Regions from separate parts of the Homo sapiens genome. Here region 2 is linked to region 1. A link is a loop called in an ENCODE intact Hi-C map of the cell type or tissue named here. Cell type or tissue: PC-3. All regions are shown on one strand. Links, peaks and the distances in the headings refer to the core of each region. The heading gives the core; the rest is flanking DNA.

What was found. A loop is a pair of places that touch in the nucleus more often than their neighbours do. Peaks named below come from ENCODE experiments on the same cell type or tissue, not always from the same donor. Only the 100,000 strongest peaks of a DNase experiment are listed, where the experiment ranks them.
Region 2: a loop joins it to region 1, with 6 times the contacts of the local background. A loop is called at or near these places in 3 of 110 quality-filtered maps.

Annotation. Positions count from the first base shown.
Region 1 is chr2:120,429,786-120,444,761 of GRCh38, reverse strand. No RefSeq gene overlaps it. Among named protein-coding and RNA genes, the nearest start is that of LINC01101, 29 kb to the left of the region's middle. RefSeq lists enhancers at 2,022-2,647, 13,501-14,489. In PC-3, for the core only: a CTCF peak has its summit at 7,364 (motif pointing right); DNase peaks (open chromatin) are centred at 7,371 and 8,261; H3K27ac peaks cover 615 bases.
Region 2 is chr2:120,513,729-120,528,704 of GRCh38, reverse strand. No RefSeq gene overlaps it. Among named protein-coding and RNA genes, the nearest start is that of LINC01101, 55 kb to the right of the region's middle. In PC-3, for the core only: CTCF peaks have their summits at 3,263 (motif pointing right) and 7,292 (motif pointing right); a DNase peak (open chromatin) is centred at 7,294.

The sequences.
Region 1 (14,976 bases), core at 3,903-11,902:
CTACACAGCTAAGCTGCTTCGAAATTTCTAACCCACAGAAACTGGGAGTCATATAAAATGTTGATTGTTGCTTTCAGCCACTACATGTTGAAGTAATTTGCCACAGCAAATTAACACACTATATAAACCTGTCTGTCCTAACACGTCCTTGTTCCAGGGAATGCCATTCCCTTCCTCCTCATCCCAAAAGCTCACTCACTGCAGTCTCATTTCTTTGCTGCATCCAATCTGCTGATTGGACATCTCTTGATGCCAGCCTCTGTTCTCTTGTCCCATTACTCTTGGAGCAATAACAGCCTTTTACTGGACACTCATCATGTGACAAAGTACCTACTTCATGCCCTGTTTTTGGTGCTGAGTTTGCTCACAGAAAGTCACAACAACTGGAAGAAATAAGTTTGTTGTCCCTGTTTTTAGAGTGGAGACACCTGAGACTCTGAGATGCTCAGTAACTTGCCTGAGTGCCCAACCCCTCCCCAGCAGGTTAATTAGAGAATCAAACTAGAATACCATTTTGCCCCAAAGCCCATGTGCTTTCACCAGTGGGCACCGAGGCAAGGCAGCTCAGCTCTGGCTAAAATGCAGATCCGACCATCTGTCCTGCCCTGCTTAAAAGCCGACAAAAGTCCCCCACCCCAGTGCCCCTGTCCTGTCCATCCTTCAAGCTCAGGTCAGTTGCTGCTCCTTGTGCCTGACACCTCTCATTGAACACCATCTTCTCTCCTGGTAATTACCCATTTGCTCTTGGTTTAGAGATGGGCACACATTCCATCTCCCACAGGAGACAGTGGGGTTCTCAAAGGAGAGACCGCCCAAGGCCCACTTGGTGCACACAGACCCATGGGAAAGGATTTACGTATGTGGGTGGAGTGACTGTCACATAATTAATAACTGAGTCTATGAGTGAATATGCTCAGAAATCAGTGATTCAATGAATCAATAATGAAAAGCTTTCTAAATGTGTGGCTTACGTCATGAATGAATGATGGGTTGATTGAATAGGACACTGCCTAGATTTAGGGTCCTGAGACTGTATATGTGTCTTTGCCAACAGCAAAATATTTTATTACATAGATGATCGAGAATAGTATTCAAAATATTTAACAAACAGTACACCATGGGCACCAACCGCTCAGGATGGATGCCTCCATAGGCTGGGTCAGGCAGAGGGTCTCCCGTTGGGCCCCTTCAGTGCCAGATCCTGGGAGGCTGGGGGCGTGTCCCAGGAGAAAACTAACATGGCGGAGGGCACAGGCGGCACTGGAGAAGCTCGCGCACAGCCCCTTATCAACCTTGCGGGAGCATGTCAGTGTGGCGCACCGGGGCCTGCTGGCGGATGCAGGCCCGCATGTGGAGTTTTCTGAGCATATCCACGGCCAGCCCTGGGCTGAGCTTGACTTGCAGGAGCTCATTCCATCCTCAAAGAGCACCATGAGGTTGGGACTACCGTTGTCCCATGTTACAGTGAGGCACAAGAGGTCGCACAGCGAGTAAGTGGCGGAACCACGACCTGGCCCAGGACTGCCTAGCAACTGCTGGGCAGCCTCTCCGCGCAGCGTGAGGCCCCAGAAGCCCGGGCCTGCGGTTCGCCTGCGCGCGCTACCTGCGCAGGTGCTGGGCGGGGCCGGCAGTGGGCCTGGTCTTTCCGGGCCCGGGATTGGTGGAGGCTCCGGGGCTGACAAGGCGTGGCCGGAGGCTCGGCCCTCCCCAGTTTCCTGCTCTCCCGAGCCGAGTGGCTCGCCCTGATGCGGAGCCCGGCGGTCACGGGAGAGAAGGTGGCTGTCAGGCATGCCCCTGGCGCCGCGACCGCGCCACGGACGGCGTTTTCCAGGCGCAGTTGCCACTGTCCACTTGCCACTGACCAGCCGTGGGACTTCGGGCAAGATGTCACCTCTCCGAGCTAATTTTCCCCATCTACGAAATGGGATGACGACGACGTGCATGGCCTTTCCGGCCTGGTGTGCAGATTAAAGAAACACCTATATGCAGGGACCTGGACATTTACTGTCACTCTTCTACATTGTTGGAAGCCCTGGGCAGTCAGGAAAGGCCACAAGTGGCAGGGGTTGGTGGACTCTTGCGCCTCTCTGTCCCAGTGGGGGCAGAGTGGGGAGCTTGGCTGGGTCCCGCGCCCCTGGCGCTGCGCTGCGCCCCAGCCTCCTGCTGCCACCCCCAGCCCTCCGAACTCCTCCAAAGGCCGAATCATTTCTCCTTCCTTTTCGCTTTTAATCACAAAATAATTTTGGTGCCCAGAAGCCTTCCTCTCGGAGGAACATTTGTGCGGGATGATATCAGCCTAATTAAGCCTTCAGCTTCGGGGCTTGATTTCTTTCCCCCCAGATCCCGGCGCTCCCTGCCAAGCAGCCCTGGCCGGCCAGGCGGCCGGCTACCTGCACTTGCCGGGTTCTGGAGCCTTCGGGGCCCGTGCGCCCCCCTGCCCCCGCGCCGTGATTGATATCTTGATTAGGCGCCAGGAGTTGGCGGACCAGGTGTTACCTCGGCGCGGGCTGGAGGCGGCGCGCTCTGCGAACCCGGCCCTGAAAGGCGCAGGCATGTTCCGCGGCAGCAATGAGCCTTTGTTTGCCTTGGCAGCGCCGCGGCCTCCCTGGGGCCGGCCCCATAAAGGGTTTCTGTTCGGGCTGGAGGACTCATTGTCAAAAAATTGTCCCTCGAAAAATTAGCATGGTACAGTGGAGAAAGCGGAACGCCCGGCAAATGACAGCTGCTGGCCCCAGACAAGGTCCAGAAAGCGGAGTTTTGCGGGGTGCCCGCTCCCAGAGGCACCCCTCCCTCCAGGCCTGGAGAGGGACGGAGGGGTGGCAGAAGGGGCCGGCAGGGCAAGGGCAGGCAGGGGTCAGATGGGGAGTGCAGCTGGAATTGGGGTTGATGGCTTACCTTCCCTAAAAGGTGGGGCATCTCCCAGGGGCCAGGAGGCCAGGTCTTTGGTATGGGGTGTTGGAGGGCTTCTGAGCCAGTGTCAGGACCAGAGGGGCAGCTGGGTTGAAGAAGCGGGGTGAGGTGAGAGGGGGGAAGAAAGAGAGAGAGAGAGAGGGAGGGGGGGGAGAGAGAGAGAGAGAGAGAGAGAGAGAGAGCGCCTAAAGGTTATGTGGTTAATTGAACATCAACAGCCACAGATACGATTATGCCCCTTTGTGTCTTTCTCCCAGTGTGTTGATGGAAAAGTAACTAGATTAAAAGGGCCGGGAGCTCGGGTTGGAGGGGCCGGGCAGTGGGGGGAGAGCCCTTCTGAATGCCGACCCGGGGCTCCCGCAGTCCCAGCAAGGAGGGAAAACAGTCAATTAGAGAGGAGAGAAAAGATGGAGTGAGCTGTGGCTTGGCATTTGCATAAAGGCTGGGCCCCAAAGCTGCCACCCTTCGAGAGGGGGGCAGGGGTTCCCAGGAGAGAGGTTGGGAGTGTCATGGGGGTGAGGCACATGGTAACTGTTGAAAGTCTCCGCCCGAGGCCCCTATGCACACATTGCACATGAAGCCGAAGTAAGGGTTACTGGGTGTGTGTATGGAGCATGTTGACGTCTGCGCGTGCGTATTCTTGTCATATCTGTGAAGTTGCAGACATCCACATTTCAAGTGGATTGCACCTGTATAGCTTGTGTTGGCCTAACTCTCTGTGTTGTGACCATGTGCACAGATTTATGTAGGTGTGAAAAGACAGTGGGGAAAATCCCGTGGGGCCTCTCTGATGGGGCCCAAGAGCATGGCTGGGTCAGGGGGATGTGGATTTGCTGACTCGATCCCACCAGCACAGGCAGGCCATGGCCTCGAGGTTTCCTGTGGCCCTAAGGAGCCTGGACCTGGAACTAACCCCCAGGCTCGCTGGGTACCTGAGCTGCCTGGAAAATCTTCCCAATCTTTCCAGTCCCCTATTTCCATTAGGCCCTGACCCCCTAACCTAGCCCGTCAAACAACCTCGTCTCTGAACAGGCAGGTTTTAGGCTGAAAAGACAGAATCATACCAACCTGAGATCCAGTGCCAGCTCCGGCTTCATGACCTCACACACATAACCTCACTCACACACAGCCCAGAACCAGGGAGCCTGTGCTCTCGGAGAGACTGTCCCCTCATGAGGAGACAATGCCATCCAATTATAGGACTGTTTTAGGGCTTCAGTGAGATCTTGTACTGAAGTGGGAGGGAGTCCATACTACAGCCCAGCTTGCCTGGGACCGCCCAGGTTACGCCTGGGGTCCTGCATTATTATTCATAGTGCCCCACACTCTCAAACATGTCCCGCTTTGGATTACAAATTATATGGCTACCCCAAATATAAGTGGGGCCGCAATAACTCTTCTTCTCTCCCCTTCCTCCTTGCCTTCCCTCTTTGATTGTCTGATTGACGCACTGCTCCACTACTCCAACCCTCTCTGCACTCCTGGCATGAAACTCCTGGAGTTCCCTGATGTCCGTCACACCATGTGCAACAGTAATAGTAGTTAATGCGCAACAGACACTCAGTGGCTTAACAGCTGCCCGGGAATAGAGCTGCCTCAGGGACTCTGGGTGCAGCGGACTGCCCTCTGCCCGCTGGGTTTAGAGCAGGGCAGGGCATAGGAAGAGAAGTAAGGCCTTCGACACCCCTATGACCGTGGGCTACTACTGACAAACAACAGGGTAGGGCCGTGTTTCTGCATCCACTGTCCATTGGAATCGTTCTTTTGTGTGGACAAGCCCTTCCTCCCCTATTGCAAAGTGATTCCCTACCCATCCAGGCCTGAGACTTTTGTCTTTCCCTGAGTACTGGGATCCAGCCTCAGTCAACATTTCACCATAAGAACGGCTATGATGCAGGTTGTGGAGGGCCTCACTTAAACAAGCACGTCGCTTACGTCACGGCAGACCCACAAACAGGCCCTCATTGATTTGTTGTAGTTGCTCCTGGTTAGGGACGTTCACCACGTAGACCAGGGCCCTACATAGGTGACTCAAGAGGGCAGCCCGGGTGCCTGGGAGCAAAGCGCCAAGCCTTTGTAGCCAGGAGGCACTTCAAAGCTAGCTCCCAAGGGACTTCTCAAATAGGGCTAATGGGGCACACGAATTTATCCCTGCCTACTCCTGAGACACCCTGGCATGACAGTAAAGAGATGTTTAAAGGTGAAAATCTGCTAAGACAAAGAGTATGATAGAGGAGGCATCAGTAAAATTTCAGAAGCTTGAATGCAGATAGGAGAAGGGTCGTTTCTTTAGCCCTGTGGAGAAAGCTGAAACCGAGGTTTATAGAAAAACAGGAAGTCCAAAAAGCCGGCCAGAACCCCAAAAAAGCTCCTAAATTGGAGACATGTACAGAGATTTTTAAAAAAATTACTTTGCCTATGAAGGATCAGGCAAAAGAGTAGCACTGGACAATGGTTGCTTAAAGACAGTGGAGCAAAATTTTGAAATTTTGTATGCAGGTAAATTAATCAAGCATAAGGGTAGAATAAAAATGTGGGTCATAAAACTTCTCAAAAATTTACCTCCCATATACTCTTTCTCAAGAAACTACTGAAGGATGAGGGAGGCTTTGGGAAAGCTAAAAAGATGTAGCAGAGGTTCAGAATCCTCAGTGAAGGAAGGCTTCCTGGAGGAGGGGGCATTTGGAATGGATCTCAAGGGATGGGCAGGGTGTCAGTGAGTTAAGGTGGGGGATGGAGCAAGGAGAATTTCTGGGTAATGGGAACAGCATTGGCTCTGGCAGGGCGCTAGGGGAGGGGGTTCAGGGTTGTCTTGCCACTGGTTTGGTGGAAACAGGGAGAGATGCAGTTGGCTGGGGCCTGACCACAGCAGGCTTTGAATGGCAAGGAATCAGGACATAATTCTACAGGCCTGAAGGACCGTGAAGAGGGGCCCTAGGGCTGGGAGATGAGAGAGGCTGGAGGGGCCCCCAGGAAGGGGGCCAAGGCAGAGGGAACGCAGGTCTCCAGGCTGGGTCTGGGCGCTGATGAGATCACGTGTGAAAACACCACGTCACAAGGGGCCTCCTGAGAGGTGTGGGCGAGCCAGAGTGAAGACTGTTGGGTTGGAGGGACTGGGCAGAAGCCCAGCTGTCTGTTAAATTTCCCAGGAGAGGAAGGCTCTGAGCAGGGCAGAGGGACTGGGTGGTCACCAGGGCATAGAGCCACCCGCTTTAAAGCCCCTGGGTGGCCCCATCCTGGGCCTGCAGGACCCACTCCACACTGCTCCTGGACCACTGGACCAAAGTGGAGCCAGACCCCGAGGCCCAAGGCTCCCAATGACATTTCATCATCCTCCAGGCTGTCTTACCACCCAGTGCCCTGCCTTTCACCCTGTGAAATAAAGCCACTGTTTGAGAATGCAACTGGGGTCACCACCTGGCTCCCACCCCCCACTGCCAGCCACACCATGTTTAAGAGGGCTGGGTGTGGAGCGCCGGCACGTAGCAACAGCGTGCAACCCAGGCAAATTACCTCCACTTCTCAACCTGTAAAATGGGATTTACAGTAGCTCCTGCCTGCTGGGGTGGTTGTGAGGATGAAATGAATCTGAATGGGGTAAGAGTTTAGAATAGAGCCCAGAACCCAGGGAGCCATTGCTATCATTATCCTTATTAATATTACTGCTGAGGCTTAGAGAGCAAATAGAGCCAAGGATGACTTTGGGGGCAGCTGAGCCAAAAAGTGGAGATCCAAGAGTTTGCGTGGCCTGGACTGACCATGCAGCTTTGCAGGGTCTCGCTCTCCTCTGTGGCCTGGCCGGATGGGATCCCATGTCCTCAAGGCCTGTCCAGAGACCCAGCCCAGAAGCCATGCTGATTGGAAGGAAGTCACAGTCACAATTTCTAGGGGGCCGTGGACAGCAGTGGGCTTGATCGGGTTTGGGTTCTGACTCGTCAGAGTTCCTACCCTGGCCAAGGGGACCCTACCCCACACTGGGGCCACCTGCCTTCCTGCTATCCTTCAGTATGTGGTGGGGGATAGCCCTTTCCGAGGGATCCACCCAATGGGGATCCAGGGTGGAAGCGTTTACAACCCGGCACGCCCTCCCTGGCATGATTTCCCCATCACTCTGTCCCACCCACGTCCCCGGGCTCCTTGGCCTGGTTTCCAGGAGCTCTGTGTGTGGGGGATTGAAGGGTAGTCATTTTGTAGTATGGGGAAGATTTCAGGGCCAGACAGACGCTTCAGGGCTATACAGGAGCCCTGTGAACATAGCCATCACCAGTCACTGCCTCAGGCCTCCGGGGTAACACAGATAAGAGCAGGGAGGGCTGTGTGGACACTGTCCCTTCAGGCTTTCAGAGGAAGTCCAGCTGCTCAGCACTGCCCAGGTGTGGCAGGGATGACACCTCCCACTCCAGATACCATTTCATCTGAGGGCTTAGTCGGTAATTTGGGTATGCTGCCACCAGGTGGCTCCCCTTTAAGGCCCTCTCTCCTCAACTACTGAGCAAACCTTGGATTCTGTCCTAGAAGAGAGGATGTTGGGCTTCTCTCCTTACTCATGCTGGCCCCTTGTGGGCACCTGAACACCAGGCCTCCTCCGCCTGGGTATCCCCCAGCCCCTTCTCCTGCTCTTTTATCTCTCTCTCTTTGTAGCCCCATCTACCCCACTCATCCTAGGGTCAGGAGTTCCTAATCCGAAACAAGCCGAAGCTCCACTCTGCCCCTCCCAGGCTCATCCCAGCCCTGCCCAGCTGAGCTTCCCTGAGAGGCTGAGCGCTTCCTCCACTCCTGGCCAGCACCTCAAACCACCTCCCCTGCTGCCTTCCCCCAGCCCTGGGACTCCTCCTCTCCTCTTCTGGCCATTTTCATGGGACTCCCCCTGCCAAGATCCAGTCCCAAAAATTCCCTGAGCAGTCGGGAGGCAGGTCAATAAAGGTTTGCTGAATGAAAGATTGGGAAAGGGGCAAACACATGGCTGAGGGACTAATCGGTGGACACATTTTTACTGGGCACCTATTATGTGCCAGGCCCTGTGCTGGCCCAGGAGGTGAATGAATCAGTGAAGAAGAGAAGTAAAGGGGGATGTGAAAGCCCAAACACAGGAATGGCTGGAGAAACGGAGCAGAGGAGGGGACCAGCAGAGGGGTGGGTGGCTGGCTGGAGGGGTGGGTAGGTGAGTGCTTCTCATGATTTGCTGGGGAAGAGCCAGGTCACTTGGCCAGGGATTGAGAGAGGCAGTGTCCCCAACAGGACCCAGACCAAAACAGATGACTCACTTATATGTAAGGCCTTGGAGAACCAGCTGCTGCAGGGGAGGGGCGGGGCAGAGGGGGGTGCTGGAACCAAAATTGTGCTGTGGGGGCACCCTGGGGAGCTTGAGACAAGGTCAAAACAGGCCCTGCACAGATGGAAACCGGTGCAGATTAGGAAGAAAAGCCTGAAGACTCATCCCAGAAAGCAGCAGTGACTCATTTATTGAGCACCTACTAGCTGCCAGGGATGTCCTATAAATCAGTCCTAAGCCCCAACAGTCCTGGGCAGGAGAGTTACCCTCACCTTGCAGAAAAGAAAAAGAGAAGCTGAGTGGTAAAATGACTGATCCACAGCCACCCAACAGCAAGGGCCAGAGTCGAGACTGACCCAAGTCCTCTCTTGGCTGGGACCTGCCCCTCTGTCAGCTAGCGCATGCATTCTTGGAGAGACCCAAGGAGATGGTGACCAGCATGGAACAGACGATGGAGGGAGGTGGGCAGCAGGGCAGCCTCCCAGGTGCCTGCAGAGCATAAGCCAGCAGGGAAGAACCACTGGGTGGCCAAGACACCCCAGTGCGGGAGGCCTGGCCTCTGGGGATGCCTGGGTTTTGCCTGTGGGGTTGGTACTCCCTCTGGACAGTCACAGGTGAGTGGCTTCCCCTCTCTGAACCTGAACTTCTGCATCTTTAAAAGGCAGAACACACGCTCCCAGAGTGACCTTCTGTCCACTGGGCTGGATGCAGTCAGCAGCAGAAGCTCGCCTGCCCTCCTTGCCGGCCCTCCCTGGGGTCATTTGTGCTTTCTGGTCAGCCTGTCCAGCTGGCTGACGCCAACTGCCCAGGGCCCGGACACCTTGGAGAGCCGGCCATGATGCTGATGCAAATGTACAGGTAGGCCACTGCTTTATCACTGATGAGGAACATCCCCTTCCCTCAACTGCTTTTCCACAGGGCAGGCAGGGCAAATATTCATATCCCGTGCTGCAGACAAGAATGCAGGTGGGGAAGGAAGAGAAGCTGACCTTCCTGCCACAAGCTCAGTTCTGGGAGCCTCTTGTGGGTGGTTCCCCTCATCCTCCCAGGAGCTCTGAAGGGTGAGTATCATCCCCATTTTGCAGATAAGGAGACTGAGGCTTAGAGAGCTTGGATGCCTGGTCCAAGGTCAAGCATCTCATCAGGGTCTAGACTCGATTCAAACATGGGCTCTCTAGCATGCTATGTGACCTTGCGTGAGTTCCTCCCTCCCCCAGCCTCCACCTCCTCACCTCTGGGATGAGGAGGATGGACAAGGTGAATTTATCATTGAGGTCCTCCCAGCTCTGGCAGTTTGGAAGCCTGTGCCCTCACCGGAAAAGAGCACCAGGCGCTGTGTCCTCACAGCCAGGCTTGGCCCCAGCTCTGTGACCAGCAGCCAGCGCCCCTTTCATGAGTCTCAGCACCGCATCTGCAGGCGGGGAGATGGCTTCGGCTTAGCAGGTGTGCCAAGCGCTGATGCAGGTGACACCCGTGGGGCATGGCCTGTGAGGGACCAGCATGTAGTTCTCCTGGGAACACCTGGGGATGGGCCCGGAGACTGGAGCCCGGGAATTCAAAGCCTGGTTCCTGGGGTCAGGGGGCTCATGAGGGAGCCTCTGGGGCTCTCCTACCCTTGGCTAATTTATTGTGATGCAAAAATCAGACTCAGGGCGGCAGGAAGCAGAGCCGAGTGCCAAGCACTCTTCCATTCTGTTCTGTTCCACATATTTTCAGTATTTATTGTCCCCATATGTGATGCTGAACATTAAAAAACATGTTGCTGAGATTCCTCCAGAAAGGGCTGACATTTCACAATATTCCTCTCATGCTGGGGATTACTGCTCAAGATGATGAAAACGTGGTTTATTCAAAACAGATTGGGGCAGAAGAAAACAATGGCATGGCCCCCGGAGAGGCTCAGCGCGCTCCCGCTCCTGGGAGAGACAGGCGGTGCACCTCCGCCAGGAGCTCCAGACCCGGGGCAGCCTCTGTCCAGTGGGGGCCTGGATTCAGAGAGGGAATTGAGCCAGGCAGACCCAGCGCCCACCCTGGCCCTGGCTGGCTCCCGGGGAATGGTAATGGTCATTGCTTGTGGGGTGCTTCAAAGTACCAGGCAGACGTACCAGGCTAAGGACCCCAGCACCACCCTATAACATCCTTTTCCATTTTAAAGAGGGAGAAACTGACTTCAAACAACTTGCCAAAGTCTACAGAGCTAGTTGGTTGCAGAGTCAAGATTACTGATTTAGGTTTCTGTCCAAAGGCCCTGTTCTTAACCATGGCCACAAAACAGAAAGCATCCTGGGAACAGAGGCAGTTGACTTGCTGTGTGATCATGAACAAGTCACTTTACCTTTCTAGGCCCCAGTTTCCTCACCTGCAAAATGGGGGTGAGAACCAAGCCTGCACTGGCTGCCTTGAAGGGATGTAGCGGGTCCAGGAATGGGGTAAGATCAGAGAGTGGTGTCTCGGTTTCCCTCCCAGCGACATCACCATGGGTTGGGAGGCTTCAGTGGCCAGGCTGGCTCAGCCCTCTCTTGCAGAGGGCCTGGAGCAGGTGATTCAGGTCTCTGGGTCTCCTTTTTGAGCTCCGTAGAATGAGGGGCATGGGCTCAACCACCTTGAAGGAGGCTCAAAGAGTCCTGGCTTTGGGCAGACCTAGCCCTGCCACTTGTGACCAGGAGCCTTCCTTTGTCCAAGCCTCTGTATGCCCACTGGGGGCAGTTGATTGTGCCGGCGGTCACCGTAGAAGGTAAGTGTCCAACACAGAATCCAAAGGCAGTATCCAGAGGACATTGTCCAAGGGCAGGGTCCAGACCCCAGAGCCCCTTCCAACCCCCTCCCAAAGCAGGGCAACTGTTGGGGGGCCCAAGAGATACTGTGCCACCCACTAGGTGTCCCACAAGGAGACCCACGCAGCCTCTCTGCAGCCTCAGGCCCAGAGTGTGGGCCTGTCTTCTGGGGGTACATGCCTGGTTGTCACTGGGGGCCCAGGGACACGGTGCCACCTCGGGCCCCTTTATTCTCAGGGCCTGCATGTCCTGGACGACAGTGAGCACTGGCCTACTCCCCTGCTTATGTTTTTGGAGGGCCTTTAGGTCTCCATGAAACCTTGACATCTACAACCTGCCCATTTTATTCAGTCCTTGGCAACAGGGGCAGGGGAGGAGAGTGGAAAAGGGAGAGGTGGTTATGCCAGAGATGCGGAGACCCTCGGCCATGTGGCAAAGTCAGGCTGCAGAGTCCGGTTCACAGTGACCACAGAAGGTGGTACCCTCGGCTGTAAGTGCCCAGGGCCTTTGGTCCTAGGGACAGCTGTGCAGAACGTGGTGGTGCCACAGGCTGCGTGCCCCTGGAAAGGCAGCACGTCCCCTGGGGTAGGGGCAGGGCTACCTGCAGAGCAATCGGAAGTCCCAGCCCCAGGTCCTCCAAGCCTCGCCCTCCCTACTGCAGGCCCAACCACCACCCACCCCCTGACTGCGGGTCCCACAGGCTGCCCTCCTTCCAGGCTGGCCCCATCAGGGAGTAGGGCAGACGCTGCCCTGGAGCTGTGGTGCAAGCGCTGTGTGGCCAGGCCAGGCAGGCCAGAGCCACGAGTGCTCTTGAAGAGTTGTGGCTGTGAAGGGGACACCACCCTGCCAGCCGCCAGCTTTATGAGCCCAGCGTGCTCATTTGGGGCCTGCCGCATTTGGCGGCGACCCTGAGACTTCTAGCTTCACAGCCGCCACTGCCCCACATGCAGACCCAGCCTCCCTCCATTCCTTCCAGATCTCGCGGCCAAAGTGCCAGCTTCCTCGCTCGGCCTAGCACTGGGCTGCAGGCCTGCCCAGCCATGCCAGGGTGCCTGCGACTGCCCCCTTGGATGCAGCCAGCCACTCCTTCCTCAATCAGAGGGCCAGCCTCTCACTTCCTTGACACCTGCTGAGGGCTGGCTCTGCTCCTCCTGGCCCTGGCAGGTAGTGAGTGAGGCAGGGTCGCTCCTGTGCCAGAGCACACATTTGGGTGTGGGGGCACAAGCAAGCCCCCAACATGTTTGCTATTGGTGAGGTCCTCTCGGGGGGGCACACAGCAGAGGCCTGAGGAGGGCTGACGGCCCTCAGGGAGAGCCAGGAGGCAGGCATTCCAGGCAGAGGGAACAGCAGGTGTGAAGGCTCTGGGGTGGCGTGGGGCGGCGTGGCCTGGCGGGCTTGAGCGCCATGAGGAGGTGGCCTGTGTGGCTGCAGCAGAGCAAGCCTGTGGGGGTGGGGGCGGGGGCGTCCCGGGGAGGAGTGGAGCGCAGACAGGGCCCGGGGGAGGAAGGGAGCTCAGAGGGGTGCAGGGCAGAGGAGGTGAGCCCTGGGGGCCGGGTCAGAGCTTGAGACTATATCACACGCAGGGGAGAAGCCACTGGAAGGGACTTCACTCATTCCCACGGGTGAGGATAGGGCAGCAGACCTGTGAACGGATGTTTGAAACAAAATTGTGCCATGATGGAGTTCCTGCCCTGTGCAGGGTTTTCGGCTCTGGTTCTCAGAACCCTCCTGAGCAGTTGGCGCCATGATTTAGGGAGTCACCACATTTACCGATGAGGAAGCCGAGGCTCCACAAGGTGATGGCACATTCCTAAGTTCACGAGTCTTGGGATTTCCCCCAAGACTTTGGGACTTTAGAGCTGCCCCTCAGCAGGCTGAAAGTTCGGGGTGGGGATTTTAGGCTGGGCTGCCCCCGACATGAAGGAGTCCAGGGAGGGAGCTTTCTGCCTCAGAAGTTCAGACCGTCCCCTGCCTCTACCCACACCTTGGACACAGAGACGGGACAAGGAGCCTGGGCCTCGGTTTGACTGTACTCCAAGGTATTTGACCAAGGATGCCTCAGCCTGCCAGTTTTTCTCTGCCAGACCCCAGTGCTGGGAATTGGGGTTCATGATTCCACCTACAGGCTCCCAGAGGCCTCCTGAGCTACTGCCAAGCCCCAGGGTTACAATGGCACAGGGTTCCCTGATGCAGTGCCTGCAGCCCCGGCTGATCTGCACTCTGTGGGCACCACTGCGACCTGGGCACCGCCCATGCAGCCTCCACAGGGACAGGCTAAGTTACAGCAGGTGTAATACTCAAAATGCTTAACACCTGGGACTGTTGCGTAAATTATAATATCCACCTAAAGTTTTAAAATATTTTCCCTTTTATTTGCCAAATACACTATACCGATCACCAAACTGCTTACCCGGTGATGCAAGTTATAACAGATTGCTTGCCAATTCCATCTACATTTCCCTTCACTTGCACCCAGACGTGGTTGGTGAGGCCTTTCATGTCATCGGATAGATGGTGCAAATGTGTGTGCCGTGGTCTGACACAGAGATCCTCATCCAACACTCCCACCACCGTCCCTGTGGTGCCGAGGCTTTACTGAGGGAAGGCTGGATACTGCCCTCAAGCCACACTCTGGTGCCAGAGCTCCTCACATGGCTTTGACCCAGAGCCTGGTCTGGACCCCACTGACATCCCACCACAGGGGCTGCCCCAGCCCCCACCTGCTCCATGGAAGCGGCTAAACACCCCTCACAGCTAGGCTGCCCCTCAGACCCCTCAGTGGCTACAGTCCATTACCTCCCCTGCAGCAGCCTCTGGCAATGTCATTCACTGACTCTGGGATGGATATTCGACAGCCTCTGTGCCCACATGCGAGGAAGTGTTTCACCGCAGTAAGTGAGCATGACCACAACTCAGTCCAGGCACCCTCTCCCCCAACACCCTAGGAGTGGGAAATTTTGCATGACAGGGTTTGTGACCCATGCTGCTGGGCCTCAGGGGATGCCCCAGGGCATCCTAAAAGGAGGGAGGGGACCGGGCTTCGGCAATATCCTGACTTGCCTTCCTCTGTCAGTCCTGGGGTGCTGCCCCCGAGGAGGTCACCCCTTCTGATCAGAGTCACCCGGCTCTGCCATTGCTGCTGCTGCACTGTCCACAGGAGTGGCTGGTGTCTAGACAGCCCCAGGCTGGCCTCCTGAAAAGCCCTGCAGCTCCCCTCTGCCTTCTTGCTGTCTGGGAGGTTGGGATCAGCCATCGGCCAATCTGCTGTAAGGAATCCCAGAGGAGGCAACTGGGAGAGGCTGGAGAGCATCATGCCAGTCTGCCACAGACAGGCAGACTGAATCCCAGAAGGGCACACTCTCTCCTCCAATGTCAGATTTGGAAGTCCTCAAGGGCAACTGAAATGCATCAATGTGCACTGGCTCTGGAGTCAGACAGACCAAGGGCACCCCACTGGCATTTGCTGACTGCGTGGCCTTGGACAGACAAGCATGACTCTTGGAGCTAAAACTTCCTGATTCCTTTCTTTGACAATTTATAATCAGCCCTACTATGTGTCCTGCTGTGTGTACTGGGTTGTGGGGGCACAGCTGTGCACAGATCAATGATAGATGCTCAGATAGAAAAAAAAAAGAAAAAAACAAAGCCCTGTCTTCCTGCTGATTTCCCTCTTGGGGGAGACTGAAAACCACGGCAAACAAATGCAAATGTACTGCAAGGAGTGATGCTTGCCATGGAAAAAAAGGCAAGCAAGGTGATCACAGAGAGTGAGATGAGGCAGGAGGCAGCGAAGTGACAGGAGAGCCTCCGGGGAGGCTCACGTGAGCAGAGTCTTGAACAGTGAGTGCAGGGGCGTGCTGACTGAAGAACAGCAAGGAGCCCTGGGTGGCCTGAGCAGAGACTGCTGGCCAGAGGGAGGCAACAGAAGGCAGAGGCCCCTGGAAGGATTTCTGGGCTCTTTGCTGAGTGAGGTGGAAGCCCTTCCAGGGTTTGTTTGGAGGAGTGGCAAGGTCTGACTTC
Region 2 (14,976 bases), core at 2,970-10,969, 85 kb before region 1:
CACGGCTGGCCCTGTTCTCTAGCACTGCCTTCGCCTGTGGGCTGGGGGCAGGCAGCAGCAGCGCCGCCACTCTGCAGGGCTGATTTGAGAGGATGGAGGTCTAGGCCAGCTCAGTGGCTGCCAGGCAGTGCTCATGGAAAGCACAGAGTTCATCCTCTCCCTGCAGCCCACTTCCTCTCTGACCTCAGGGCTGCCAGAGTGCTCTTTAAACTCAAGAATCACGTGACTGCCCATTGCCCACCCCAAAACCTTCCAAGGCTTCCCAGCCCCCTTCAGACAGAACCCACTTTGCTTCCATGGATGGATGAGCCTGCCTCCCTTTCCAGCCTCGGCTTTTGCCCCTCTTCCTTCCCTCACCACGTGCCGGCCACACTCCACCCCACGGCCTTTGCACTTGCCTTTTCCGCCACCCCAGCACTCCCTGTTCTAGTTTTTTGCAAGACTGACTCTCATCTGTCCTGTTTCTCCCAGGAGAGGTCTTCATTGACTGCTCTATCTGGACCCTTCCTTGCCCAGACCGTTCTTCTGTCTCAGTAGCCTCTCCCTTTCCTTCCAAGCCCTTGCCACAGTGTAATTACACATCGGGTGTGGCTTGCTTTGCCTGCTGTTCTCCTCCCCACATGACCCTGCATTCCATGAGGACAGGGACTATGTCTGCTTCACTGTCAGGGGTCTCCTGTGTCATGTGTGGTGACTGGAACACAACGGGCTTCAATAATTTGGGGTTAGAGTAGACTGAATTAACAAAAACAAAAAACATTGTTTCAACTCAACTTTGGAACTAATTGGGAGGTTAAAATCCTGGCAGATGGAGATAACAACACCAGTTTTGACAGGAAGAGGCTGGAGTGGAGGTTGTGGTTTGGTGAGGGGCAGCAACGGGACACGGCCCACCCAGGACTCATCCCCAGGCACCAGCAGCTCTGAGGAGCGCAGCCGCTTGCTGAGTGTGTGTTCCCCGGGCGCTCCTCCCGCTCTGGGGTAAGAGGTGGGAGCTGGGGCAGGAGGCTGGGGGTGCTTGGCAGGAATCCCTCCTCACAGGACCTGAGGAGTAGAGAAGAGGCATTGTACCCCCACCCACCACCCCCAGCCTGCACATCAGAGACAGCTGCTAGGTGACAGACAAGGAGACCCAAGAGACTTCAGTGCAGTGGAGTGCTAGGTCCAGTCAGAGCAGTGCCAGGGAGAGCGGGGTGAGGGGCTTCCTGGAGGAGGTGCCAGGTGTCATGGAGATCCAGGCCTGGCCCTTAGAGCCCTCTCTCAGAGCCAGCGGCAGGCTCAGTGTGCCCTGGTCCCAAGCTCAGTCACACCTGGAGAGCCCCACAGCATCTGGGCGGGACAAGGGAGGAATGAGTCCCTTCTTTCCAACAGCCATGAGACCAGCCACATCCCCTCTCCTTTCCAAGCAGATATTCCAAGAGATCAGGCTCTGTGATTAGGGGATTGAATCATGGGAGGATTAGAAGAGCTCAGGCACAATATCTATTAAGCTGTGATGGAGGGACGGCGCCAGAACTGTTTACAAACACAAAGGTGGAACCTGGGGCCGAGGCAGGGCTAGCCCAGGCAACAACTGACTCCAAAAGACAGGAATGGGCGCATCAGTGTCCACGTGCACACACACGCAGGCATTCAGGTGCCCATGCCCGTGTGCTGTGTGCGTTTATAAGGAATTTAGAGTAAACAGACTGCATATTTATGAGTACATACACAACATACATACAGGACTTACAATGTGTGTTTATAGACAGATGCTCCTACAGCATATGCAAACACATGCTATGCGGGTGTGGGTGCAGACATAGTGCACACAGGTGCGCGTGTCCAGAGCTGACCTGCCTAGTTATAGAAATGGCACATAAATACCAGGTGCGTGTGTCTAACCACACTTACATAGAGTATGCACATACGTGGTGCTTATATACAGATTTCATGTTAAGGTACACATATACACACCCGTGTAAAGTGTCACTGTATGTTGTGTGGGCTCGCTCCACAGATGGACGCCTGTACATCAGATGTGTGCCTGGGGCCTCACTCCAGTGTGTCATCTGTGTTCATATGTATGTGTGACCTGAAGTCAATCTGGAAAGGAAGATGTGCTGGAATCTACTCTGAGAAGTAGCCCAGGAGCGCAGAGTAGCCTCTTTTTCCTCCTGCAGGCAGCACACGTTACTTATGCAAATGGTCCTAAACAATGAATCTTCCCTCTTCAGCAGCTGCCCGCCCACATGAATGGGCAGGTTCCCTTCTAGAAGCAGGTGATGGCGTCACTGCCAGAAGGAACAACGCGTCCCAAATGAGACCCTGGATGAGACGGAAGCCCAAGTCTATAGTAGGAAGCAGCCCTTGGTCCAGAGAGGGACTTTCTGAGGCTGGTGACGGCACAGTCGCAGCTTGCTCCGGTGCTGTGGAACCACACTCAGCAGGGAAACAAGGGCACCAGGCCATTCAACTTGGCTGCTGCAGCTGAGGAATCGCAGCTTTTTCAGCCTTCCCCGGGGGCCCCAGCCTAACCTCCGGGACCCTCTCCTTCCACAGGTCCTGAGCCATTTCTCGTGGAGACTCATCAGACAGTGGGTGTGTGAGTCGCTGCAGCTGTGCCCTTCCCATGGGAATGGCCCCTGGGTGGGGCAGCAAAGCTGGTTCTCCGACGTGAGATGCCCATCTCACCTCTCTCCCAGACTTCACAACGATTGGATAACCACACATGGCTCTGGGTTCTTCCTAAGGCAGCCCCTTTGCCAGGGGAGAGGGCCTCAGCCCGTGCTGAGCCCTGCTCTGGCAGGGTCCAGGGACGACAGTAACTCAGAGGGACAGATGCGTCCACGTGGGAAGGGTAAATGGGCTTCAGATGCTGTCTGGCCTGGGTCCTGCCCCCACCCCACTTGTTAACCTGTGCCTGTACAAGTTGCTTTAACTTTTCCAAATCTCGCTTCTCCAATTTACAAAATGACCTCTCTCTCAGAGGGTAGGTGGATACATTAAACAGCATCATTATGTCAAAAGTGGTTTCTTTGTCAATCGTAAAGCCCTACATGAATGTTATTTCACGCAGAGACAATGACAGCAAAACGACTTGATCTAGGAATGTTTTTCTGCATTTTAGAATGTTTAATTTGAGACATACAGGAAGCGGCAGATTGTTACATAAATGCCCCCAATCAATCCCACTTCCTGGTATACATGCCCTGTGACCCTCCCACGTTGACCCTGGACTTGGCCATGTGACTTGCTTGGCATTAGCCGAGGTGAGGCCAGCAGAGGGCTGATGAGCCGGGGCTTGCCCTCTGGCAGCCTTGGCTGGATGCCAGCAAGAGGCCATCGCGGACCTCTAGAAGGCCTCCAGATGACTGAATAAACGGGGCTGGCAAGAGTCCTGAGCAAATCTGTTTTTCAGTCACCAAGTTTGGGGCAGTTTGTCACTTCCAACAGGTAACTCATACACAGGACATCGAAAGCACAGGAAGTTCCTGTCTCCTGCCTAGGGTTCTGGAAAAAGTTAATGGCTGAGCCAAGTGTAGGATTCACACCCCAGGATTTTTCCTGCCTTCCCCAATTTCTGCGTCTGCTCTTTCTGTAGAGCCTGACATTTCAAGGGCCCTGGGGGAAAATATTGACTGGTTTGGGAAGGGACTCAGAATTGCACCTACAAAGAATTATTAATGGCACTGGCATCCCTAACTACTGGGAAGAGAAAGGGGTTTCAAGGTAAGTAAATGGAATCGGAAGAGCCAGAAGGGAAATTTTTCTCCTTAAAAAGGGAAACAGCAGGTAGAGGGCTCAGGCTGTGAGGTCAGAGGGAACCAGGGTCAAAGCCTAACTCTGACCTTGGCTTAGTTTGTGCCTTTGGACAAGTTACTTAATCCAGTGAACCTCAGTTTCCACATTTGTAACATAGGCATAGTGGTGCCCTCCTATCAAGTCGGCTGTGAAGGTTAAGGAAGTTACACTGTGTAAATGCCCCACTCCAAACCCGGGGAGCACACGGGGATGCTCCTTCTAACCCGGGGTCTCAGCACCCCCTCACAGGGCTTCCGAAATACTTCTCCAGGGCTCTTGCTAAGATTCAAGGTGTTTGGACCAAGTAGGTGTGAGAGTGGGCACAGTCTTCTGTAAGGGGGGCCTTAGCGAGGGGGACGGAGGCTCAAGGAGGGAGGAGACCCTGCCCCAGGGCCTGTTTTCTGTCTGTCCAGAATGCTTGGTTCAAAGGCAGCTGCATCCTCTTGGAGGTGTTGCTGATCTGGAGACCCTTGACTCTGTCAGCAAGACTCCGTGCCCGCACCCTCTTCACCTTTGATGGCTGACCCATGGCCTCGAGGTCAGACATGCACATCAGAAAGCAGAAGCAGTGCTTTCCACAGGCTGGCCAGCCCCGTGGGTCCCTGTGAGCCACATTGGAGCCCACAGCCAGACCCGGGAGCAGGGAGCAGATGCTCAGCCCTCTTCGAGTCTGGCTTCTTCACATCCTCCACCTCCCACAGCATGGATCCGCCAGCCCTAAATGAGCAGCTACCATTTGCTGGGGACTTCCTTCCCAGCCTGTAGTCATTTGTTTGGTTATCATATTAGTTTCCTAGGCTCCTGTAACAAAGTGCCACAAACAGAGTGGCTTCAAACAAATGTCTGTCTCACAGTTCTGGAGGCCACAAGTCCAAGATGAAGCTGGCCGCAGGGCCTGCCTCCTCTGAGACTGGGTGGAAGTCACCCTGAATCTCCCTAACTCCTGGTGTGGCCGCCAGTCCTTGGTGCTCCATGGTCTATAGTGACATCACTCCCACCTCCGCCCCTGTCGTCTCATGGACTTCTCCCTGTGCGTGTGTCTCTTGTCTCTTCTCTTCCAAGGACACAGTCACATAGCACAGAGCCTACCCTACTCCAGGAAGATCTACTCATAGTTACTGGATTGCATCTGCAAAGATCCCATCTCCAAGTAAGGTCACGATCACATGTACCAGGGTCTAGGACTTTCACCTCTCTTTTGCGGGGACACAATTAAACTCCCAACAGGTTTACAGTAAAAGTGTGTTAAGCGCTTCTCTACAGTAAGCATAATAATAGTGGTATTATCATAACAAATTGCTTATTTTGCCCCAGGGACCATTCTAAAAATTTTACATATATTAATGGACTGAAATTCTCAATGAGTAGATATTGTTATTACCTCCATTTTATAAGGAAGGAAACTGAGGCACAGAGAAGTTAAGTAAATAGTGCAAGGTCACACAGCCAATAAATGGCCTCACTGGTGCCCTGTGCTGCCTCCTCAGCCCCCGTCATTCAGTGGAGGGTCTTGCCTGGTGGGGCGCAAGCAAGCACATTCAAAAGCTGATCCCTCCTCCTCCTTATCAGCTCATCTCTTGGTCTAGGCACAGATCTCTTATGCTGTGAATCACAGGGACTGGCCCTGGTGTTCAGGCTGCTTCCTTTAAGGCTTTTCTTCATGATCTCAGTAATGATCAGAGTGACATGTTCATTCAAAACATCCCATTGGGGTGACCTGAGCCCCTTTGGGGAATGTAGTAAGGGGTGGCTGCTCCTCTGCTCCCCCAGCCATTTTCTCTGCAATGTTACATGCTTGGATACTGCGGGACGTGAGGTGTAGAAGAGCCCACCCCTGCCCTCAGAGTCTGTTTATGGTTAAGTCAGAGGGAAACTGAGGTCCCAGAGGTTGGGATATAGCCAGAATCACACAGTAGTTGGTGCAGGGCCAAGAATGGGTCCCAGTCCTCACCCCCACCAAGGCCAGGCTCTGCCCAGCCCCAGCCCCAGCCCCATGCTGCTTGTTCTTGGAGGGAACAGTCACCAACGGGCAGACGTGGATCCTTTTCTAAAACTCCCTTGAATGGAGACAGGAGGGAGCAGTTTGGGGACACCCCACCCCAGAGGTCAGGGTCACATTTGGGGGTAGAAGTGCCCAGGCTTTGCCCATCTCTAACATTGTGACTGTGCCCGCTGCCATGCCAGATGTCTCCAGGAGACAGCCTTGCGGTCAGCCTGGAGGCCAGGGCAGCACTGATCTGCCGCCCTCCCCCTCGGACAGGGATTTCACACCCAGGAAAATAATTTCCTGGTAAGGAGATTAGAAGGCATCACCCGCTCTCGGGAACAGGATGGGGCCCGGGTGAGGCAGGAGAGGAACAGCGGGAGAGGCCGGGGGGCAGGCGGGGGCACGGGAGGAAGTGTCACTGTCAATCAGGGCGCTGACCCATCTAATCCAGCCTCCCGGCTCTCCTGATCCCAGGGACAGATGCCGGGTAAAAAGGTGCAAACTCGGCGGGCCCAGCCCTCCCCGCAGGCCTGCAATACGGGCCCCTCTGTGGAGAGCCGGAGAGCCGGCTTAATCTTGCCAAGAGATAAGCTGTCCAAAAGACGCTCTCCGCGACTCCCATGCGCTTCCGCTGCGCCTCACGTGCAGAGCTGCGGTAAATAACGCCGGGTACAGCACATTCCCTTCAGTCAGGAGGAGTCACGCACTCGGTGGAGGCTGTGATCGGAGTTGGGGAACTTTCAAGAACCTCCCTCAATGGTGAGGTCTCATTCATTCACTCAAGAAGCATTTACTGATCTAACATGTGCCAGGATGCGATGAGCTCATAGTCCTGAAAAGGCATGGTAGGTACCTGCATAGGATTACACCACCGCCATCCATCCATCCGTCCATCTGCCCATCCATTCCAGACTAGGCTCCCAGATTGGCCAGGCACAGACTTAAAGAGAAGTGGCCAGAAGCCTCACTCGCATCCCATCCAGTCCCCTGTTGAGCAGTGAGCCTAGGAAGCAATTTACATCTTGACGAGGGGCTCTTCTTTATGCAGTGCTCTTCAGTCTAACTCTATGCACGCTTGAAATTCAAGTCACTTACATCAGGAGACTCCTTGGGTCCTGGAGATGCCAACAGAGAGGTGACCAGGCGGGACTTGAGCACTGAGGTACCCATACTTAAGAAGAAGCTACCAAGAAGACCAGCAGTGTGCTGGGGGCAGCAACCCCAAGCTGCAAGGGGCAGGTGGAGGGGGCAGAGATGCCCCAGCAGCCAGGGCCCAGCCCTTCCTGTTTATTTGGATTTGCCAGTGGGTTCATTCCCGGTGCGTATGGAGAAAAGAACATGGTGGTTCTAAAGGACCATGGATTTGAACCACAGTGTTTTCTGTGTTAAGAAGTGAAACGCATGTGCTGAGGACTGTGGGGGTACCTGTGGGAACAGAAGGGATTGCCTTCGAATTTGAGACTGTCAGGGAACACTCCAGGTGCTTCAGTGCTGCGGTGCCACTGACTGGCTGTAGGGGGAGCTGTGGAGTCAGGGCCTTGTCTTCAATGCCGTTTAATCCAGTTTGATAGACTATACACTTTCCACGTTGCTCTGGGTGACAGCCGCAGCTCCAGGGTCGGGGATGAGATTGAAGAAACTGATGGGGTAGGTGGTGCCTGAATATGCCATTCTCCTGAGCCTTCTCTTTGAGCCCATGGAAAATGGCCTGGCCTTGGAGGGCCTTGGAGAGCACTGGTAGCTGCCTTGCTGGCATCACCCAGAGTGGCAGGCAGGGTGCAAACTCTGCCACTAGGCTTCCTGGAGGCAATCCCGGCTCCACCACTTACTACCTGAGTGGCCTTAGGAAAACTTTCTTAACTTCTCTGTGACTCAGTTTATCTATCTGTAAAATGGGGATAAAATTGCATATGAGATATTTGGGCTGTTCACAAATATTCTGCTTCTCCTCTGGGCACATGGCAAGATCACACTTCTCTGCCTTTTTTTTTTTTTAAAGAAACATAATCTTTTAAGCATACTTGGAACAGTCACAAAATTAATTTCATTTCCTAATCTACTTTGAACTTACCCATGGTGTTGTGACTTTTTTGTAGCCAATGAAATATAAGTGATTTGTTACATCTTCACCACTCCCCCTTCCACCCACCACCTCCATGGCAACCATGAAACGTTGGTGAAAAGCACAAGCCCCCTGTCAGCCTGCACCACTCACGCAGCACACGCGAGAAACAAATCTCTGTTGTCTTAAACCACTGAGATTTTTTGTCACCACAGCACAACCCAGCCCGTACTGACCAATACCATTTATGACTGTTCCAGATTGAATTGTGTCCCCTTCTAATTCATAGGTTGAAGGCTTCACATCCAATGTGATGGTGTTTGGAGATGGGGTCTTTGGGAGATGATTGGGTTTAGATGAGGTTATTAGGGTAAGGCCCTGATGATGGAATTACAACTTTTTAAATTTTAAATTTTTTTTTTTTAGAGATAGGGTCTCACTTCATCACCCAGGTTAGAGTTCAGTGGCACAATCATAGTTCACTGCAGCCTCATACTCCTGGGCTCAAGCGATCCCTCTCACCTTAGCCTCCTGAGTGGCTGGCACTGCAGGTGCACGCCACCACACCTGGCTTGGAATGAGAAGAAGAGACACCAGAGAGCTTGCTCTGTCCTCCCTTTCTGAGCACACCAAGGAGAGGCCATGTGAGCCTAGAGATGGTGGCCTCACCAGAAGCCCACCATGCTAGTGCCCGGATCCCGGACTGCCAGCCTCCAGAGCCGTGAGAAAGTAAACCTCTGCTGTCAAAGCCCCCAGCCTGTGGTATCTGGTTATGGCAGCCCAAGCTGACGCTCTCCCACCTCTGTCATAACGGCGTTGTGAGGACTTCATGGGTTCTGTACGAAGTGCTTTGTGCAGCGTCCTGTATGTAGGAAGCAGTAGAGTATAGGCATCCACTATTGTTACCCCTTGCTGTGGTAAATGGAATGGTCCTGGGTAAAACCAGAGTGAAGATGAGGTGCGTGTTTACTTCTTTGGGGCATTTCCCACCCCTGTTTTCTGGAAGCGTCATTCGTTCCCACATGCATACCAGCACCATTCAGGCTTCTAGCCAACACGTGCCCAGGACTCACTTTATTCCAGGCCTCAGTACTCCATGCACTCATCTGGAAGACCTTACCTGAGCCCCAGGGGTTCACCAGGCCTAGCCTGTGTTCCCCAGGGGCTCACAGTGGAGGGGGACCCAGACAGTGACAGCTCCGATGAAGAGGATGACTCTTTTGGGGCGGGGAGAGCCCTGTGGAGGGGGCCTAACTCAGCAGGTTCAGGGCACTCCCTGCAGGAGGTGCACTTGATCTGAGCCATGAGGACAGGAGGGCACACCTGGTCAAAGGCGGTCAGAAAGGCTGCTCCAGGCACAGGGAAAGGAGGGGGCACAGGAGGGAGCCTCAATCCTCAGGGAGCCCTGAGAACCCCCAGCAGGGTCCTGACAGGCGGCAGGCCCTCTTCTGACCCCAGTGCAGGGTCAGTGGCTCTGACCACTCCAGCTCCCACTGGGGAGAATGAAGGAGGAGAGGGAAGGAGGGTTTGTGGGCAGAGCTCCTGCTTGCTGATGTGGCCTCGTTTGCTCTCCCTGAAGACCTACAAGGTAGGTATTACTGTGTCCACTTAGTAGATAGGGGCACTAAGCTCAGAACAGCCACGAGACCACAGTCACATGGGAAGTACAGTGCCTGGATGCTTCTGAACTCAGTAGATACCGTCAACTGGCTGAGGATAGGAGAGCTGGGCTTTCAGAAGGCTCTTGAATGGCCAGGAACAAGGCAAGGAGAGCCATCGCTGGGTTTGCGTGGGCTTGGCCTTGGGAAGAAGCACTGCCAAGATGGAAGGGACTTGGAGAGAAGATGCTTGGGCCTGAAGGCAGATGACCATGCTGGGGCTCACACCCACTTCTGTGTGCAGGGTGAAAGGCTGCCCAAGGGGCCGCTCTGCCTCAGGGATGTTATTGGCCTCGGGGCCATCCCCAGGTGCAGCAGAAAGATTGAAGCAGATCTGAGTACACCCCAAATCCCCACCAAGCTCTGCTGCTGAACAGTTCTGACCTTGGGCAAGAGCCTTAGCTTCTGCAAGACTCAGTTTCCCCATCTGTAAATTAATGGTGGCTTTCCTCTCATAGGGTTGTTGGAGTTTTAAAGAAGACTGTGGATAGAAACTGTCCAGCTCAGTGTCTATGCCTCCAGCAGCTTCTCAGGAACTTCTCCTGCCACTATTCACCATTTCATGACCTTCTTCTGCAGACCTCTCTTCCCCCTCACAGACAGGCTGCAGCCTGGAGCCAGGACACACTAGCAACCTGAGGGCATCCACGCGAGGCTCTGGGCTGCAGGTGTGGAGACCCAGGGACCACTCAGCATTTTCAACTCGTCATATGTCATTTGGGAGGGTCGCCGCCCCTCTCATGGCCTCATTTTATTGCCAATAAAACACTAAAGAAGAGGGTTGAACTGGTCGATTCCTGAGACCTCTTCTGGCTATAAGAGACATCAATACTGGGCGATAAAGTGTAAGGAAACACAGAACTGGATGGGGTCCTTTGAAAAATCCGAGTGGACCTCACACAGGTGTGTGTGCAAACACATGCATATCCATGTGTTCTCATGTGCACACATGTGTAGTGTCATGAGTACATGCGTGTGTGCATGGGTGTGTGTTCGCATGTGTGTGTGTGTGAGTGGGCATGTGTGTATCTGTCTCCCAAGGACCCATCTGTTTTGAACTAAACAGAGAAAGCATTCTCCCACCCAGGATGTGAGCATAGCCCACACTTCCTGATTGCTGCTCTCCTGAGCAACCCAATTAAGTTGACCCAGTCACCCTGTTATATGGGTTTGGGGTTGAGGGAATGCCAGCCTCTCTCCCTTGATTTGCAGTTTAGCTGACCTCAGCACTCACTGGCCCCTCCCAGCTAATGTTACTCGTTGTCCTCTTGTGAGCATCAGCCTTAGACCACCTGTGTGCACAGTAAAGATGAGTGTCTATTAACAGGGACAATGATGAGCAATTCATGTATTGGGTCATGTTTATACTTCCATTGTCAACGGTGGCCATTATTTATTTGAAATGAGGCCTTTCTCATGTACTGGCCATTGCTCCTATGAGTAACAGCATGTTGAAGACTTAGTAATTTTCACATGGTGGGGACTCAGAGCAGAGAGGGCTGTGGCTCCCTGTGGCAGTCAAAAGAAGGGTCGTCCAGTGCAGGTGTGCCGCCTCCATATCGCAAAGAGGGAAGTGCAGCCACAGGATAGGGAGGGGAGGGTTGAAGAGCACAGGGTGGCCTCAAATGAGCTCCAGCTTCTTGGCCCAGACAAATGACCTCCCAGGATACCAGGGGAATTTGTGGATGTGAACTCAGCCCCTCCATCAAAAACCTTGGAGGAATCCTGGAGAGCTGGAGCCTGGATACACAACCAAATTGATCATCCCCCAGACAGGAAGCAAGCACATTTTAAGTAACTACAGCTGGTGGGAGGCAGCATGGTACTGGGGAAAGAGAAAAGGGTTTGGAACTAGATGGAGCTGGGAGAGAATCTTTCTGGATTGTGTGACCTTGTATGAGTCCCTGAGCCTGCCTTCCCCCATCTGTGAAATGGGATAATAAATACTGCATGTGAGACTCACATGAGATGTGGCTTTCCAAGAGAGCTGGAAAAAGAAACCACTACTTTTCTTCTCCTTCCCCCATAAGCCCACTACATTCTCTTCTAAAATTTGGAGAAGGATTTGGAAAGAATTTGGAAGGAATGTGTTTCTTCTGAGAATAGACCGCAACAAACTCCCCTTTTCCTCTCGCGGTGAACATATGAGCTTCAGAGGTCAGGGGCAGCAGCCAACAGAAAGTATATCTATTTTAAGCAAGCATTTGCAAGAATTTCTCATGTTAGAGGTACTGGATCCGTGATACCATCCACCTGGATCATTCCTAGGCTCCACTGGGCTTGTGGAGGAAGTGGGGAAATGCTGAGGGGACATTAGAACAGGTCATTGGACTTTGAACTGGTTAAATGATTGTATTCAAACGGGAATGACCACTGGCCCCAAGTCAGCCCGGCTGAGGTGTCCAGCAGAGTGGCTGCAGGCTTGGTTCCTGTGATCTACTCCTGCCCCAGAGTATTATCATCAATGCATCCAATAAGGACTTAGAGAATCCACTTATCAATTGTTCAGATGACAGAAAGAACTACTCAGCAGAAGACAAAAATTATCAGGCTTTTGATAAACTTACTTTCACGTAATCCTCACAACCACTCCATGAGATTAGGGCAGTTTTATATTTTTGTTTTACATTTGAGGGGCTTAGACAGGCTAAGTGACCTGCCGAAGGCCACGTGGCTAGGAGGGAGTGGAGGCAGAATTTGAATGGAAATCCAGCAGAGCTTTTCCTGGAATTGTGTGTGAAACAGCAGCTCCTGTTGCTGCATCTGAGACTCTCAAGAGCCTGGAGAAGGCCAGGAAGGAATCATTTTCAGGCTTTTGTTCAATCCTTTATTCAACTGATATCCAATGGACACCTAATATGTGCCTTGCACATTCTAGGTCCTGTTTATACAGTGGGAATAGGGGTACCCAAGGGGGATCTTGCCCTTCCAGGCCAGGGAAAGTAAGGTTCTGGGGGAAGCAAACAATTACAAAATACATAAGAAAATGAATTAGGCAATTTTGGAAAATGCTAATATAGCTAAGACATGTATTGAGTGTCAGGCATTGTTCTAAACTCTTTGCATATATTCCCTAGTCTAATCCTTACAACAATCCTATTACGCAAGTGCTGTCATTATTCTAACTTTGTAGATAAGGAAAACTGAGGCACAGAGACTTTGAGTGTCAAAGTCACATCATTCCTAATACAAGGTGATCATTTACATTTTGAGCCTCGGCAGTGCAGGGCCCAACAACAGGGTTGGGAGGACACTGACCAGAGGGAGATTCAGGGCAGATCAGGAGAGTCAGGGAGGAGGGAGAGTCCAGGAAGAGGGAGAGTCAGAGAGGAGGGAGAGTCCAGGAGAAAGGAGAGTCAGGGAGGAGAGAGTCAGGGAGAGCCAGGGAGGAGGGAGAGTCCAGGAGGAGGGAGAGTCAGAGAGGAAGAAGAGTCAGAGAGGAGGGAGAGTCAGAGAGGAAGGAGAGTCAGAGGGGAGGGAGAGTCAGAAAAGAGGGAGAGTCCAGGAGAAGGGAGAGTCAGGGAGGAGAGAGAGTCAGGGAGAGTCAGGGAGGAGGGAGAGTCCAGGAGGAGGGAGAGTCAGGGAGGAGGGAGAGTCCAGGTGGAGGGAGAATCAGGGAGGAGGGAGAATCAGGCAGGAGGGAGAGTCAGGGAGGAGAGAGAGTCAGGGAGGAGGGAGAGTCCAGGAGAAAGGAGAGTCAGGGAGGAGAGAGTCAGGGAGAGCCAGGGAGGAGGGAGAGTCCAGGAGGAGGGAGAGTCAGAGAGGAAGGAGAGTCAGAGAGGAGGGAGAGTCAGAGAGGAAGGAGAGTCAGAGGGGAGGGAGAGTCAGAAAGGAGGGAGAGTCCAGGAGAAGGGAGAGTCAGGGAGGAGAGAGAGTCAGGGAGAGTCAGGGAGGAAGGAGAGTCCAGGAGGAGGGAGAGTCCAGGTGGAGGGAGAATCAGGGAGGAGGGAGAGTCAGGGAGGAGGGAGAGTCAGGGAGGAGGGAGAGTGGAGATGAGGAAAAGCCAAGGAGAAGAGGGAGCAGGTGGGGAGAACTGAGAAGGAGGGTGAGCTGGAGAGGAGGAGAAGGTGGGGCAGAAGGGGAATTGGAGAGGAGGAAGGAAATTTGGAAAGCGGGGACCTGGGAAGAAGGTGGTGCCAGGGAGGACTATGAGCTAAGGAGGAATGAACTGGGGAGGAGGGTGAGTGAGGGAAAAGGGAGAGTGAAAGAAGAGGGGGAATGGGGGAGGAGGGAGAGCTGGGGAGAAGGATCTGCAGAGGAGGGGTGCTAGGGACGAGGGCAGCCAGGGAGGGGGCAGCTGGCTCAGCAGAAGCCTTCAAGGAAAAGGCCTCAGGAATAGAGGCAACTGCACACTGAGGGGAACAGACAGCGATAGGCAGCAGGCCGGCCATGCCACGCTCTGCTTTTCTGTGCATTTACTTGTTCCACTTGTCCCCTGCTAGATGAGGGCTCCTCAAGTGCAGGACTTTGTTGACCCTGGAGAAGGAGGGATGCTTGAAGCAGGTGATGGCCCAGGCACTAGGCTCACGACTGCTCCTCCCCTTCCCGCATGGGGGCCACTCCATCCTGAGCAGCCTAGAGAAGAGCGCTGGGTTCCAGAGGACTTGGTGTTAGGAGCACGGGGGCTCAGCTGAGCTTGTTTGAGGAATCACGGCTGCCTGGGAAAATACTCCAGAGGGCAGAGCTGGGACTAGGATACTTCAAGCCATTACAGGAAGAATCTTCTAACAATTGTGCACATTGAAGGGGTTTGCAAAGCAGGGAGCACTCTGTCATAGGCAGTGTTCAGGGAGAGAATGAGTGATCACAGTGAGCCCTTGGCTCTGCATCTAACAAACGCCAAGTACCTACTGTGTGCCAGGCCGTGAGTAGGGTGCAGGGAGCACCAAGAAGAATCAGGCCCGGCCCTGCCTTCAGGATGCCACACTTCTGTGGCAGACAGACCAATTAACAAAAAGAACCATGTAGTATGATCTGGTGATGACAGAGGTCACCACAGCATGAGGGAAAAAATGGGACAAATCCAAGAGGGCTTCCTGGAGGAGATGCTGATGAAGCAAAGATGTCAAACAGTAGGAGCTGGCTAACAGCATGGCTGAAGGGTTCATAACGTCGCAGCTGGAGATGCAGGGTGGCCAGGCAGGAAAAGGGTTAGGGGTGGGGGTACAGGGGTAGAAGTTGAGCAGGAGCTCCCAGGCGCACAGACCTGGGCCATCCCCAAGGCCCCACTGCAGTCAAGTAGGCCGTGGGCCCCCTCAGCCGTGCCTGCGCCAGGGGCGAGCCACTGAGCCAACTGTGAAAACCAGAGCTGCTTCATCATCATTGAAAAACACTTCTCACAAAAAAAAAAAAAAAAAAAAAAAAAAAATCCAGCAGAACAGGACAACCGCTTGTACAGCCAGACAGTTCCATGTCACATTTGTCAAGGAGAGAAAAGGAAGGGCAGTTGTTAGGCTTTTTAAATCTAGCTTCAACGGTTATAAGTT